2 separate regions of the Homo sapiens genome follow, and region 2 is linked to region 1. Evidence: chromatin contacts called from ENCODE Hi-C or POLR2A ChIA-PET data. All regions are on one chromosome and are shown on one strand. Each heading gives the region's core, a stretch centred on a gene start or an enhancer-like site at or near the end of the contact. The rest is flanking DNA. Distances are from core to core; before and after follow the strand shown.

The links. Hi-C counts contacts between places; a loop is a spot of excess contacts on that map. ChIA-PET counts read pairs that join two places held with the same protein, here RNA polymerase II (POLR2A). Pooled maps may share reads with other maps.
Region 2: a loop to region 1 is called in a pooled map, with 2.4 times the contacts of the local background. The contact joins the enhancer-like site here to the promoter of LUC7L in region 1. A Hi-C loop is called at or near these places in 1 of 50 pooled maps. POLR2A ChIA-PET finds 5 or more read pairs at or near these places in 2 of 52 experiments (activated B cell and activated T-cell).

The regions. Positions count from the first base shown.
Region 1 is chr16:223,963-231,325 of GRCh38, forward strand. It overlaps LUC7L (LUC7 like), which reads right to left and starts at 5,487. Exons shown (of 10, transcript NM_201412.3): 1 at 5,317-5,487; 2 at 3,280-3,374. The coding sequence starts at 5,377. It also overlaps the pseudogene C4orf46P1. RefSeq lists a silencer at 5,101-5,330 and an enhancer at 5,163-5,859.
Region 2 is chr16:35,421-41,039 of GRCh38, forward strand. It overlaps the pseudogene IL9RP3. Among named protein-coding and RNA genes, the nearest start is that of WASIR2, 15 kb to the left of the region's middle. RefSeq lists enhancers at 50-129, 3,220-3,767, 3,768-4,314. Within about 2 kb of position 3,616, at least 7 of the 41 ENCODE cell types and tissues checked have a DNase peak (open chromatin) inside an H3K27ac peak, as active enhancers do.

The sequences.
Region 1 (7,363 bases), core at 4,237-6,736:
CCACCGCACCTGGCCTCATTCACTCTTCTAAGTTGTGGGTGTTGTCCTTTAAAATATATAGTTTCCACAAACTAAGCATTGTAGCTGAAAAATGAATGGCAGCTATCAGAAAAAATGCTTTAAACTAATCAAGGCTTTGTTGTTCAAAGAAAAAGCTACTACCAAAGGAAGCAGACCCTAAAACCTGAAGTACAACAAAGTATGAAGTACAAATTGATTTCCATTATAAAAAACTCAACTGTCAAGAAAGATATGACATTAGAAAACCTCATGAGGCCGAGCGCGGTGGCTCATGCCTATAATCCCAGCACTTTGGGAGGCCGAGGAGGGCGGATCACCTTAGGTCAGAAGTTCGTGACCAGCCTGGCCAACGTGGTGAAACCCCGTCTCTACTAAAAATACAAAAATTAGCCGGGTGTGGTAGCGCACGTTTGTAATCCCAGCTACTCGGGAGGCTGAGGCAGGAGAATTGCTTGAGCCCGGGAGGCGGAGCTTGCAGTGAGCTGAGATGGAGCCATTACATTCCAGCCTGGGCAACAAGAGCGAAACTCAGTCTCAAAATAAAAAAAAAAGAAAACCTCATGAGGCCAGGCGCGGTGGCTCATGCCTGTAATCCCAGCACTTTGGGAGGCAGAGGTGGGTGGATCACCTGAAGTCAGGAGTTTGAGACCAGCCTGGCCAACATGATGAAACCCCATCTCTACTAAAAATACAAAAAAAATTAGCCAGGTGTGGTGGCGGGCGCCTATAATCCCAGCTACTCAGGAGGCTGAGGCAGGAGAGTTGCTTGAACCCAGGAGACAGAGGTTGCAGTGAGCAGAGATAGCACCATGCACTCCAGCCTAGGCAACAGAGTGAGACTCCGTCTGAAAAAAAAAAACCTCACATGAAGCAAAATTCAGCACTTACTTTTCAATGTGAGAGCTCCCAAAAGAGTCCCTGCTTAAGCACACTGAGGATAGGCTTGGGTTCTATGATTACCCTCTTTGGATGTAGCTTTTCAGCTTTGCCAAGGAGGCAGGGAAAAATACTACTGGCCATTCCCCTGGATGCCCAACATCAAGCAGAGCTGAAATATCACATTCATTAAGTCCTTCCACAATATTCCACATGGCTGCTAAATCCAGTGTGTCAGGCGTTTTTTACTCCACAACCTGTGTTCTCTTCTGTACCTTCTACTGGTCTAACACTACTGACCAGGAAGGGCACCAAAGTTTCCGGAACCTTCAGAAAACACAGTTCTGGCCGGGCGCAGTGTCTCATGCCTGTAATCTCAGCACTTTGGGAGGCCAAGGTGGGTGGATCACGAGGTCAGGAGCTCCAGACTAGCCTGGTCAACATGGTGAAACCCCGTCTCTACTGAAAATACAAAAGTTAGCCGGGCGAGGTGGTGCATGCCTGTAATCCCAGCTACTCGGGAGGCTGAGGCAAGAGAATGGCTTGAACCTGGGAGGCAGAGGTTGCGGTGAGCCACGATCACATCACTGCACTCCAGCCTGGGCAACAAGAGCGAAACTCCGTCTCTTTTTTTTTTTTTTTTTGAGACAGAGTTTTGCTCTTGTTGCCCAGGCTGGAGTGCAATGGCTCGATCTCGGCTCACCACAACCTCTGCCTCGCGGGTTCAAGTGACTCTCCTGCCTCAGTCTCCTGAGTAGCTGGGATTACAGGCATGCGCCACCACACCCAGCTAATTTTGTATTTTAATAGAGACAGGGTTTATCTATGTTGATCAGGCTGGTCGCCAACTCCCAACCTCAGGTGATCCACCCGCCTCGGCCTCCCAAAGTACTGGGATTACAGGCGTGAGCCACCGCACCCAGCCTGAAATTCTGTCTCAAAAAAAAAAAGAAAAGAAAAGAAAAGAAAAGAAATACTCTCACTCAGATTATTTTTCTCACCAGTATTCTGCAGCTATGCTACACAGGGTCTGGCCAAGGAAAACATGGTTGAAATCTTCCCGAGAGTGCACATCTATCTGCTCCCTCTGACTTCCTTCACTATGGGTTTATCAAGAATTCCAAGTTGTGCATCCTATGAAAATACCCTACAGTGAAACTTCCTTTGACGAGTTGAAATCATTAATCTGTATTGACCTCGGTACACACAACAATCTGCATCAAACAGTAACGTTTTCCCATCCCAGGCCAAACAGCAGACAACACCCCAAGGAACAGAGGCACAAGGTTTGGCATTCATTTCGCATTTGCTGTCAGAAAACTCAGCTTGAGAAGTTTTAATACATCTGAGCGGTTTTCCAGAAGGTGCTCCTCCCTAATATAAGCAATGATTCATCATGAAGAAAACTTCCTTTAACATATGCACATTTCATCCTTAAAATGAGAGGATAGTTTTTAACCTCCGTGAGGTAGCTGTGAAACCTTAAAATGGGGGTGGTCTCTACAGGACTCCTTTTCTCTCAGTGGCGTAATCACCACAGATAACCTTCCACTATTCAGTCTTTTCAAATTCTTACTTCGAATAAATGCACATTATACAAAGCTAGCGTTTATCTGTTTTGTTCATCTGAAGTGAACTTAAAATTGTAGGGTTCTATATTCATTAGATAGCATGTTGATTTCTTGAAGGGGTGGCACAACACAAAACTACAAAATCAATGTATCCTCAACTGATTTTTAAAAACCAAAAAATTGCGGGAAGAAAATGTACCTTGCTAGATCAAAAGTTTTCCACACAACCAACTTGAGGTCAAACAAACCCACGCAGAATCTTCAAAGAACTTCAGGCTGACCTAAAGCATATTTTTTGCTACAGCCAAATTAGAATACTTGCCCTATTTAGTTGTGAATATCTCAGTATAAATGACTTTACAAAAAATCTGGTAACTTTACAGACAGAATTTTACAACAGTGAAATTTGTTCCATAATATAAAATCCTACCAAATGAATAGAATCTATCATTTTAAGGGCATCAGGGATTTCTGCCTGTTGAAGAGTGGAGGATTGAGAAAGGAGCAGTGGCTCATGCCTGTAGTACCAGCTGCTCAAGAGGCTGAGGTGGTAGGATTGCTGGAGCCCAGGAGTTCAAGGCTGCAGTGAGCTGTGATCACACCACTGCACTTCAGCCTGGGCAACACAGAGTGACACTCCATCGCATGCATGCATGCAAACATACATACGAGTGGAGGAACACCTGCCATAATTAAGCCACTTAGAGAAAAAGAGACTTAAGTTAAAACAAAATTCAACATAGAAAAACCGTCACTGCCTATACAGCACTCATGTCAGAGTGTTCCATGAGGTCCCCCAAAATGCACCTACCGTCCCAGCCAGGATGTCATGGGGGCAGCAGTCCAGAAGGTGACTCTTGCAGACACGGTCATCTGTAAACTTGACCCTCTGTCTGGTTTCGTCTCCTGAAATTCATTTGTGGTTTTAAATAAGACAATATTATCACATTAACCACCAAAAAATAACTAGTATAACAATTCACCTGGATGATTTGCAGACTATCATTTCTGTGTTCTCCCCATCAAATGCAATGAAAAGCTGATCTAAAGATATTTACAACTGGAGTGGAATACACATTTTTTTGAGGCTAGTTATATCATGGAGAATCACACTTAATGAGATCTGACTCCATCACTGTACCAAAGAAGTCAAGGAGTCAGACGTAAACAGCTGAGCACCAAAAGGCCATTGGCTCCACATATACATGTGGCAATGAGACTGCAAAACCCAAGCTAATCAGAGGTCCATGAACCACCAAGGGTGACTTATAGAGCTGGTAATTTCCACCAACAAAAGCTACTTATTAATCTAATCTTTTTGTTATGAACAAATGCAGAGGCAGTATTTTGCCCAAAATTGAATGAAGAAGAAAGCTTTCAAACTCTATCGAAGACTGTTAAATAATCTAGATCTATTCTTCCTACGTCCCTTTCGTTCCCACCCTTAAAAAAGAGAGTTGCTACCTGGGAGTCACTTTTAACAAGACAATACCAAAAAAAGCAAAAAAGGAACTAGGTTAGTCAATACACACTGTGAGCTCCAACACATACTGTACCCATCTGCATTCTTCAAGACCTCAGCTGCAGAATTTTATGCCCGCTGTTGAAAAGTGTTAAAGGAAAAGTTTTCTTGCCCACACCTGCAGTAAGGAAGTCGGGGGAATGATACATAAAAGTAAAGGTAAAGTGGTATGTGACAAATTTTAAAGCTAGTCTGTGTATACAACACAGAGCTGTGCAACGCTAGAGGAGGAATATATTTTAGGATTTGCAAGCATCCAGGATTAATGTAGTGTCTTTTTATTGAAAATGTTTTCTTTCTAAACTACACTTTTAAAGTTACTTGTGAAAAAAAGCAAACACTTTTTTGTTATAACAGCTTAGAAATTGGTTGTGACTCACGGCTCGATGAACATGAGGCTTTCTGCAACTCCCTTGCAGATTGATGTAGGCAGGCAAAGATACACTGAACCTTTATAAATAAAATAGAGGGGCCACAATTGTTCAGTTTGTATGAAATAAAAATATGGGAAGCAATTCAAAAGCAACTCAATATACAAAGAAAGCTAAAAAGCACTTATTCACCTATGAAATAAAGTGCAAATAATCTGCACAGCCCTGAGAATGTGCCAGTGTGAACTTACAACTTCATTACTCAGCAGAAAAGAAAACACAAACCACAGCAGGTATATAGTTTTGCAAAGATGCAACCGCTTTCTCCTGTGACAACCATCATGATCTTGAGCTCCTCCCTACACAGTACAACCTACCTAACGACTGTCAAGCGCTGGCTACACAGAGGCTCTCCTGTGTGCTGGGGGGAAGGGGGCAGCTGGAAAAGTACTTGGCAGAAACCCACGTTAGAAAAGCTCAGTTTACGGTTCCCCTTGCAATGGTACAGAACCAGAGCGGGCCAGGTTTTCGAGGCCCATCCGGCTCCCTCGGGTGTAGCTTCTTCCCAAGGAGCCTCGGAAGAGTTCTGCCACCCGGCTGCCAGCGACCTGGAGCCCACGCTGATTCCAGCCCTCCGCCGACTCCACAGTTCGCGGAGGGGCACGGAGCCGCGGCGCCCGCCGGGGAGGAAGTAGCAGGACGGTACATAGGAAGGAGGCTGAAGCCCCATCCATGGCGCAGACTCCGAGAGAGGAGCCCGACCTGGACCCACGGCCGCCTCAGAGACGCACCGGCTTAGACAAAGGCCCGGCGCCTGCGGTCGGAGCGCGGGGGAGGAGGAGCGATGCCCCGCGCAGGCGCAGGCGCAGACGATCGCGGCCCCCGCCTCAGGCCGCCCGGCGGCCTCGCCTCACTCCCACCCCAGACCCTCGCCTGGTTGGCCGCTCTGACTCACCGTCCCGAGCCGTGCCCATGAGCTGGTCCAGCAGGGCCCGCATCTGCGCCTGGGCGGACATGGTAGCCGGCGGAGGCGACGGGGTCGGCCGCGACGACTTCTCTCAGGCAGGCGGTGGCAGCGGCGTCGACAAACGATGGTCGCGTCGGCCTCGAGCCCACTCGGCTCTTTCCCGCCGCGGGGGACGCCGGGAGGAAGTACGACGGCGCCGGCGCACGCCCTGCTGGGAAATGTAGTTTCTGGGGTGGGTGCTTAGGGAGGCTGAGGCTCTGAGTGGTCGCAAGTTGTCCAACGGCGGAACCAAAATCCCAACCCTGATTTTACTCTAGACCCCCAGGACCTCAAACGAGTCTCTACGGAGGGTAAACTACAATAAAATGAAATACAGTCAATCAAAAACAAGATGAATCCGTGCTTTTTCTAAGCTAGCCATGAAACCGTGAGCATATTATTTAGCTCCCCGACGCTCGTTTTTTTAAATCTGTGAAATGAGGGTTCTAAAGGTGCCCCTCATATGATTTTTGTGAAAGTTAAATAAAGCATGGAATTTTATTTATTTATTTATTTATTTATTTAGAGCGAGGGTCTTGCTCCGTCGCCCAGGCTGGAATGCAGTGGCGCGATTACCGCTCACTGCAGCCTCGACCTCCCCGGCTCCTTATCCTCCCGCCTCAGCCCGGCAAAGTATTGGGATTACTGGTGTGAACCACCACGTTTGGCCATCAGTCATGGCATTAATATTAGGTTCTATGATTACAACCTCGTGGTCGTCCTTTTGTGAGCTCATGGTCTACTGTCCCAGGGACTAAAGAAAAGGCATATGTAAGCAGTTATTTTATGTGATAATAGAATTATAGCATGCACTTATGTGTGCATAGTCTGGCATATACTTCTATTATATTAAACCTCTATTATTTATTTATTTATTTTTGAGACGGAGTTTCGCCCAGGCTAGAGTGCAATGGCGCGATCTTGGCTCTCCGCAACCTCCGCCTCCTGGGTTCAAGCGATTCTCCTGCCTCAACCTCCCAAAGTGCTGGGATTACAGGCATGAGCCACCACGCCCGGTCTTTATTTTTTATTTGTTTATTTTTTTTTTGAGACGGAGTCTTGCTCTGTCACCCAGGCTGGAATGCTGTGGCGCGATCTCGGCTCACTGTAAGCTCCGCCTCCCGGGTTGAAGCGATTCTCCTGCCTCAGTCTCCCCAGTAGCTGGAATTTCAGGCGCCCGCCACCCCCTCCGGCTAATTTTTGAATGTTAAGTAGAGACGGGGTTTCACCATGCTGGCCAGGCTGGTCTCAAAGTCTTGACCTCAAGTAGCCAGCCACCATGCCCAGCTGATTTTTGTATTTTCGGTAGACACGGTGTTGTACCGTATTGGCCAGGCTGGTCTTGAACTTCTGACCTTGTGATCTGCCTGCCTCGGCCTCCCAAAGTGCTGAGATTACAGGCGTGAGCCACCGCGCCCTGCCGTATTTTATTTATTTTTGAGACGGAGTCTCCCTCTGTCGCCCAGCCTGGAGTGCAGTGGCGCGATCTCGGCTTCCTGCATCCTCTGACTCCTGGGTTCAAGCGATTCTCTTGTCTCAGTCTCCCCAGTAGCTGGGATTACAGGCACCCGCCATCATTCCCGACTAACTTTTTTTTTGTACTTTTGCAGAGACGGGGTTCCGCCATGTTGGCCAGGCTGGTCTTAAACTCCTAACCTCAGGTGATCCGCCCACCTCAGCCTCCCAAAGTCCTCGGATTACAGCTGTGAGCCAGAACGCCAGGCCCCTGCTCTCTATTTAAAATAAATAAATAGGGTGTCCGTTGGGCTGCTCGGGTCGGATTCCGCGGTGCCAGCCCTTCCCCATGGCCGACCCTGAGAAGTTGCAGGTTTCTTCGCCGCCCCCGCCGCCTCCTTCTCCCTCCTCTTCAGACGCCTCTGCAGCATCTTACCCTGGCAGCCCAGTGAGTTTGGGCTGGCCAGTTCCGAGCAGGAGCAGCGGCCGAACGGTGGACCCGCTGGAGGAAGTGGGGCTGCAGATCGGAGACGCAGCCTTT
Region 2 (5,619 bases), core at 2,366-4,865, 190 kb before region 1:
ACTGAGAACACTCACTGGGCCTCAGGGGTCACAGGCTGCAGGGCCCTGCTCCCAGCCCCCAGGCAGCCAGGATGTTCTTGCCAAAGGGCCCTGCCCCAGGCCTATAGCCGCTGCTCACCGTGTCTCCAGGGCAGGTACTCCGGGTCCACCAGGCTGACCTGCTCCCTCCCAGACACGCATTTGGAAAGTGATGATGCAACTGTCGGACGGCAGGAGCACTGCCTCGGGCGGCAGCACGACGGTGCACTCACTGCCTCGCAAGGTGCACTTACGTGTGCCACCAGGAGCCTGGTTGCTGGAAAGGGCATGTGTCAGCACCACGGGGCTGCTACACTATCCTGGCATATCTGCTGCCATCCTGGGGACCTCACCCTCATCCCTGTCCAGGTGGGCATGGCCCTCCAAGGTCACCTGGTGAAGAGGAGCCCGGGGCTGGAGCCCTGTCCCAGCTCTGGGGCAGACCAGTGGCAATCGATCCTGAGAATGTTGTTGGTGAGGCAGGTGGAGGTTCCAGCCCTTGGCCCTGGAGACAGTGACGGTCGGGAGCCCACAGTGAGTGCTCGAGGGCAGAGCTGAGTTGGGGGGTTGCGGGGGGATCTGACAGCTGACACCCTAGCAGGGCAGTCACCAGTGAATGATCCCAGAATCTGTCCAAGAAAGCACTGAGAGGCCTGGGAAGTGATGGGCTCTGACCCGTGGTACACAGGCAAGTCAGACCCAGAGAGGCGTCAAGAGGGTGAAGGAAGGGAGACTAAGGTCTGTCCAGGGACTGAAGATAGGGAGGTAAAGGAAGCAAGAATAGAGACTGAGGTCCAGGCTGAACCCTAGAGGACATGCCCCAGCACAGTTTGGGCCAAACCTTTCCCTAGGGTCTCAACATCGGACAAACCAGTCCCCCAAACATGCCCTAGTTCTCCACACACCTCATACAGACACTAGTGCCCAGCCCTCACCTCGTCCATCCCCCGAGACAGAGACTCCCGAGCAGACACAGGTGCAGACGCAGGTGCAGGCCAGGAGCCAGGTGCCCATGTCTTGCCTCAGGGCCTCACTCTCCAAGGTCCAGCCTGCAAGGGGCTGGGCTGAGGGCCTGTGCGAGCCATCCCTCTCTGGAGGGGTGCTCCCCATGAATTGCTCCCCAGCGGAGTGCTCAGCGGGTCTCCATCTGCACTCACACAGTGTCCTGTGAAAGACGCTGGGCACCACTGCCCAGGGTTTACTGATAAGGAACTGAAGCTCAGAAAGGCCGATTGACCCAGCTGCAGACTCGTGGCTGCAGGGTGTCAGATGCACCCTCAAACTTTGATCCGGACTCTGACTTAGCCAGGTCTCCACGTCCACCAAGAAGGCTCCTCTCTAGGACGGGCACCCTCTGCCAGCCCATGCCCTGTCCCTGGGCCCAGGCCCCATTCTGCAGGAGGGGTCAGGATTGGGGGAACCAGTCACTCCTTACAACCACCACAGGTGCATTTTCAATGAAAATTCTCACAACAGCGCTGTAAGGAAGAAGCACTGTCCCCGTTCACAGGCTGAGTCCCAAGGAGTGAAGCAGGGAAAATGACTTGCCCAGGGTCACACAGATGGCCTCTATGCATTCTTTTTTTCTTCTCTCTCTCTTTCTTTTTTTCTTCTCTGTCTCTCTCTTTTTTTTTTTTTTTTTTGAGACGGAGCTCCCTCTGTTGCCCAGGCTGGAGGCTGGAGTGCAGTGGCGTGATCTCGGCTCACTGCAACCTCCGACTCCTGGGTTCAGGTGATTCTTCTGCCTCAGCCTCTCAAGTAGTTGGGATTACAGGTGCACACTGCCACCCAGTTAATTTTTTTTGTATTTTTAGTAGAGACGGTTTCACCGTGTTGGCCAGGCTGGTCTCAAACCCGTGACCTCAAGTGATCCACCAGCCTCGGCCTCCCAAAGTCCTGGGATTACAGGAGTGAGCCACCATGCCTAGCCTCTATGCCTTCTCTCTCCCTTTTGTCTTAAATAAAGACCCATCCCAGGATTCTGCCCCAGGAAGGTGGACGAAAGTGGCAGTGGGGTATCGATGCAACAGACAGCACTTCCAGAGCTCTGTTGTACCCCTGTTCCAAGATGCCTCCAAGCGAGAGTACACCAGAAGGGCAAAGCCCTCTATGCTGGAGTGTTAGGCCTGAGCCCCAAGATTCCTGGGGTAGCCAGAGGCTGGCTGGAGATGAGGGGCTGGGTGTCAGGAAGCTCTTGAGTGTGGGAAGGCTACTGACGCCCTATCACCCTATTTGCAGCTCCAGATGATACACCAATAGCTTCTAAGCAGGAAGCAGGGCCAGCCTGGTTACACAAGACTGACTAGTGTTAAGGAGGAGAACAAAAACAGACATACACACAGACTACAGCATGCACGCCTTGTTTTTTCTTTTTTTTTGAGACAGAGGCTAGAGTGCAGTGGCACGATCTCGGCTCACTGCAAACTCTGCCTCCTGGGTTCCAGTGATTCTCCTGCCTCAGCCTCCTGAGTAGCTGGGATTACAGGTGCGCACCACCACTCCCAGCTAATTTTTGTATTTTTAGTAGAGACAGGGTTTCACCATGTTGGTCAGGCTGGTCTTGAACTCCTGACCTCATGATCCGCCCGCCTCAGTCTCCCACAGTGCTGGGATTACAGGCATGAGCCACCATGCCTGGCCCAGCATGCATGCTCTTAAGGAACTCACACACTCTCAACAGGCAGTAGGCACTACTCTAACCCCACTCCTGCAGCCTACCCAGGTACCCACAGGACAGTCCCCTGTTAAGACTGATGATCGGGAAGACTCACCCTTCCCTAGAATGGAGCGTGCAGTCTGGCACCACCGGCCACAACATGAAACACCGTGGCAAGTTCTCTGCAGCAACGTCTGTCCCTTCTTGCAGCAGCTACTGGAAAGGTGGGAATGGGGAAGACAGTCAGCCTGCTCTTGGGATATCTGAGGGCGGGGTTGGAGTGACCACCAGGACCTGGGGAAGCACAGGCACAACAGCCACAGCTGAGAGCTGACCCAGGCCCCAGGATGGCCGACCGCTGCCCCAGCAGTGGAGAAACACCCACGTCGGTGTAGAATCAGGCCAGGCCAGCCACAGGCTAACCCAGGAGCAGACGGCTTGAGAGCAGGGAGTGGGGCGGCTCCAAGCTCAGCAGTCCTCATTTCTAGAAAGGGAGAGGGGATGGTAGGGCAAGACCCACATGTGACACCTGAGAGCTACAAAGGAGGAGCCCAGGACACTCCCTAGGGGAGCATTAGAGTGTTGGGTATAGCGACAAGGGGGTATGGCCATCTGAGGGGAAGGTCTCTGCTTTTCCTCTGCACTGAAAACTCACAGCTGCACCTGGTAAGCTGAGCAGGGCAGGGTTACCACCCTCCTACAGATAAGGAGACTGAGGCTCAGAGACCTAGGACCTGCCCAATACCTGGCTCCTGACACCTCTGTTCTTGGCACATTCCCATCAGCTTCTACACAAGCCTGTGAACTTCCCGAGGGCAGTGCCTGCGAGGCACCACTCAGCACATGCCCCAGCAGAAGGCACCACAGTGCTTTACAAATAGGGTGGAGCTACAGGCAGATCTACCTTCCCCCATCCTTGACCACAGGACCAGGAAGTCAGGGCAGGTGCACACACCCCCACCCACATGCTCCGTGCTCCTCTGTGTCACCAGGGAGGCCTCACCACAGCTCAGACACCAGGTCACAGGACAGTTGTGAGAGCAAGAGGGGAAGCCAGTGTCTGCCACCTGGGAAAGAGCTGCCCCGACACCCCCAGTCCTGCTAGGGAGCCTGGCTGACATCACTGCCCAGGACACCCTCTCCTGCACTGGGTCTGTGGACATAGCCTCCAGCCCATGGTCACTCTGGGCCCTTCTTAGAGCCTCACCTGTTCCATGGCCTCAGCATCAAGGCCTGGCCCAGATGACCACTGGGCCTCACGGCCTGCCTGCCCTGGTTCCCTGGGCCACTGTGAAGCTGTGCGCTGCCCTGCAGCTAGACCCCTCCCTCAGACCACAGGCTCTGCCACACCCACGGGAGGGTCTTCAGGCAAGCTCAGCCATTCACCCTCCCTTAGCTGGGCAGGGTGGCCCACGCCTATAGTCCCAGCTCCTTGGGAGGCTGAGGTGGGAGGATCTCCTGAGCCCGGCAATTTCAGGTTGTGGTGAGTCGTTATTGCGCCACTTTACTCCAACCTAGGTGACAGTGAAACCCTGTCTCAAAAAAAAAAAAAAACAACTGCAGCAAGAATATTCCCAAAGATGAGACACTAATGCAGCAAAAAAGGAAGTGTAAATATGTGTTAAAACTGGCGGCGGTAAAAGCATGTGTGGGGCAGGAAAAAGCTTAGGTGGACAAATGTACGAAGCTTATGAAAACATAAAGTGCTTAAAGTGTATGGTTTTCACTCCATCATCATTATTATTATTATTATTATTATCATTATTATTATTGAGACGGAGTCTCACTCTGTCACCCAGGCTGGAGTGCAATGACACGATCTCAGCTCACTGCAACCTCTGCCTTCCAGGTTCCAGTGATTCTCCTACCTCAGCCTCCAGAATAGCTGGGATTACAAGCTGTGCCACCATGCCCAGCATGAGCCACTGCACCCAGATTAATTTTTGTATTTTTAGTAAAGATGAGGTTTCGCCGTGTTCGCCAGGCTGGTCTCGAACCCCTGACCTGAGGTGATCCGCCAACCTCAGCCTCAAAGTGCTAGGATTACAGGCGTGAGCCACTGTGCCTGACTTCACTGCATTATTCAACAGCAAGAACTCTGTGGGAAATATCTGAATCCATTATCAGTGGTGAATCTATTGACTCTATCAGTGGTGTCAATGGTATACTTCATTTGCTCTCCTGGATGTAACCAGCATTCACAGATGCACATTTGCAATTGATTTCAATGACAGGGAACACTAACTTTGAACCCCAATGAAGCAAAATGGCATCCACTCTTCTCAGTAATAGACCCACATTACAAAAATTAAACTCAATTATTATGTTTTGAATTTTGTCTATAATCACATTCTGAGGTTAAATTCAAAAAAATTAAATAAAAAGTATAAAATAAAAAAAATTGCCTATAAAAAACATATGGAAGTTACCAGCCTGGGCAACATGGCAAAGCCCTGTCTCTACAAAAAAATATATATAAAAATTAGGCCAGACGCAGTGGCTCATGCCTTTAACCCTAGCACTTTGGGAGGCTGAGGTGGGCGGATCACTTGAAGTCAGGAGTTCAAGCCCCGCTTGACCAGTATGGAGAAACCCCGTCTCTACTAAACATACAAAATAAGCCAGGCATGGTAGCACATGCCTGGAATCCCAGCTACTCAGGAGGCTGAGGCAGGAGAATAGCTTGAACCCGGGAGGCAGAGGTTGCAGTGAGCCGAGATCATGACATTGCACTCCACCCTGGGCAACAAGAGCAAAACTCCATCTCAAAAATAATAATAATAATAAATAATAATAATAATAATAATAACAACAAGCTGGGCATGGTGCGCACCTGTAGTTCCAGCCACTCGGGAGGCTGAGGTGGGAGGATCGCTTGAGCCCAGGAGGTCCAGGCTGCAGTGAGCTGGGATTGCGTTGGAACAGGAATTAAAAGAAATTAAAGA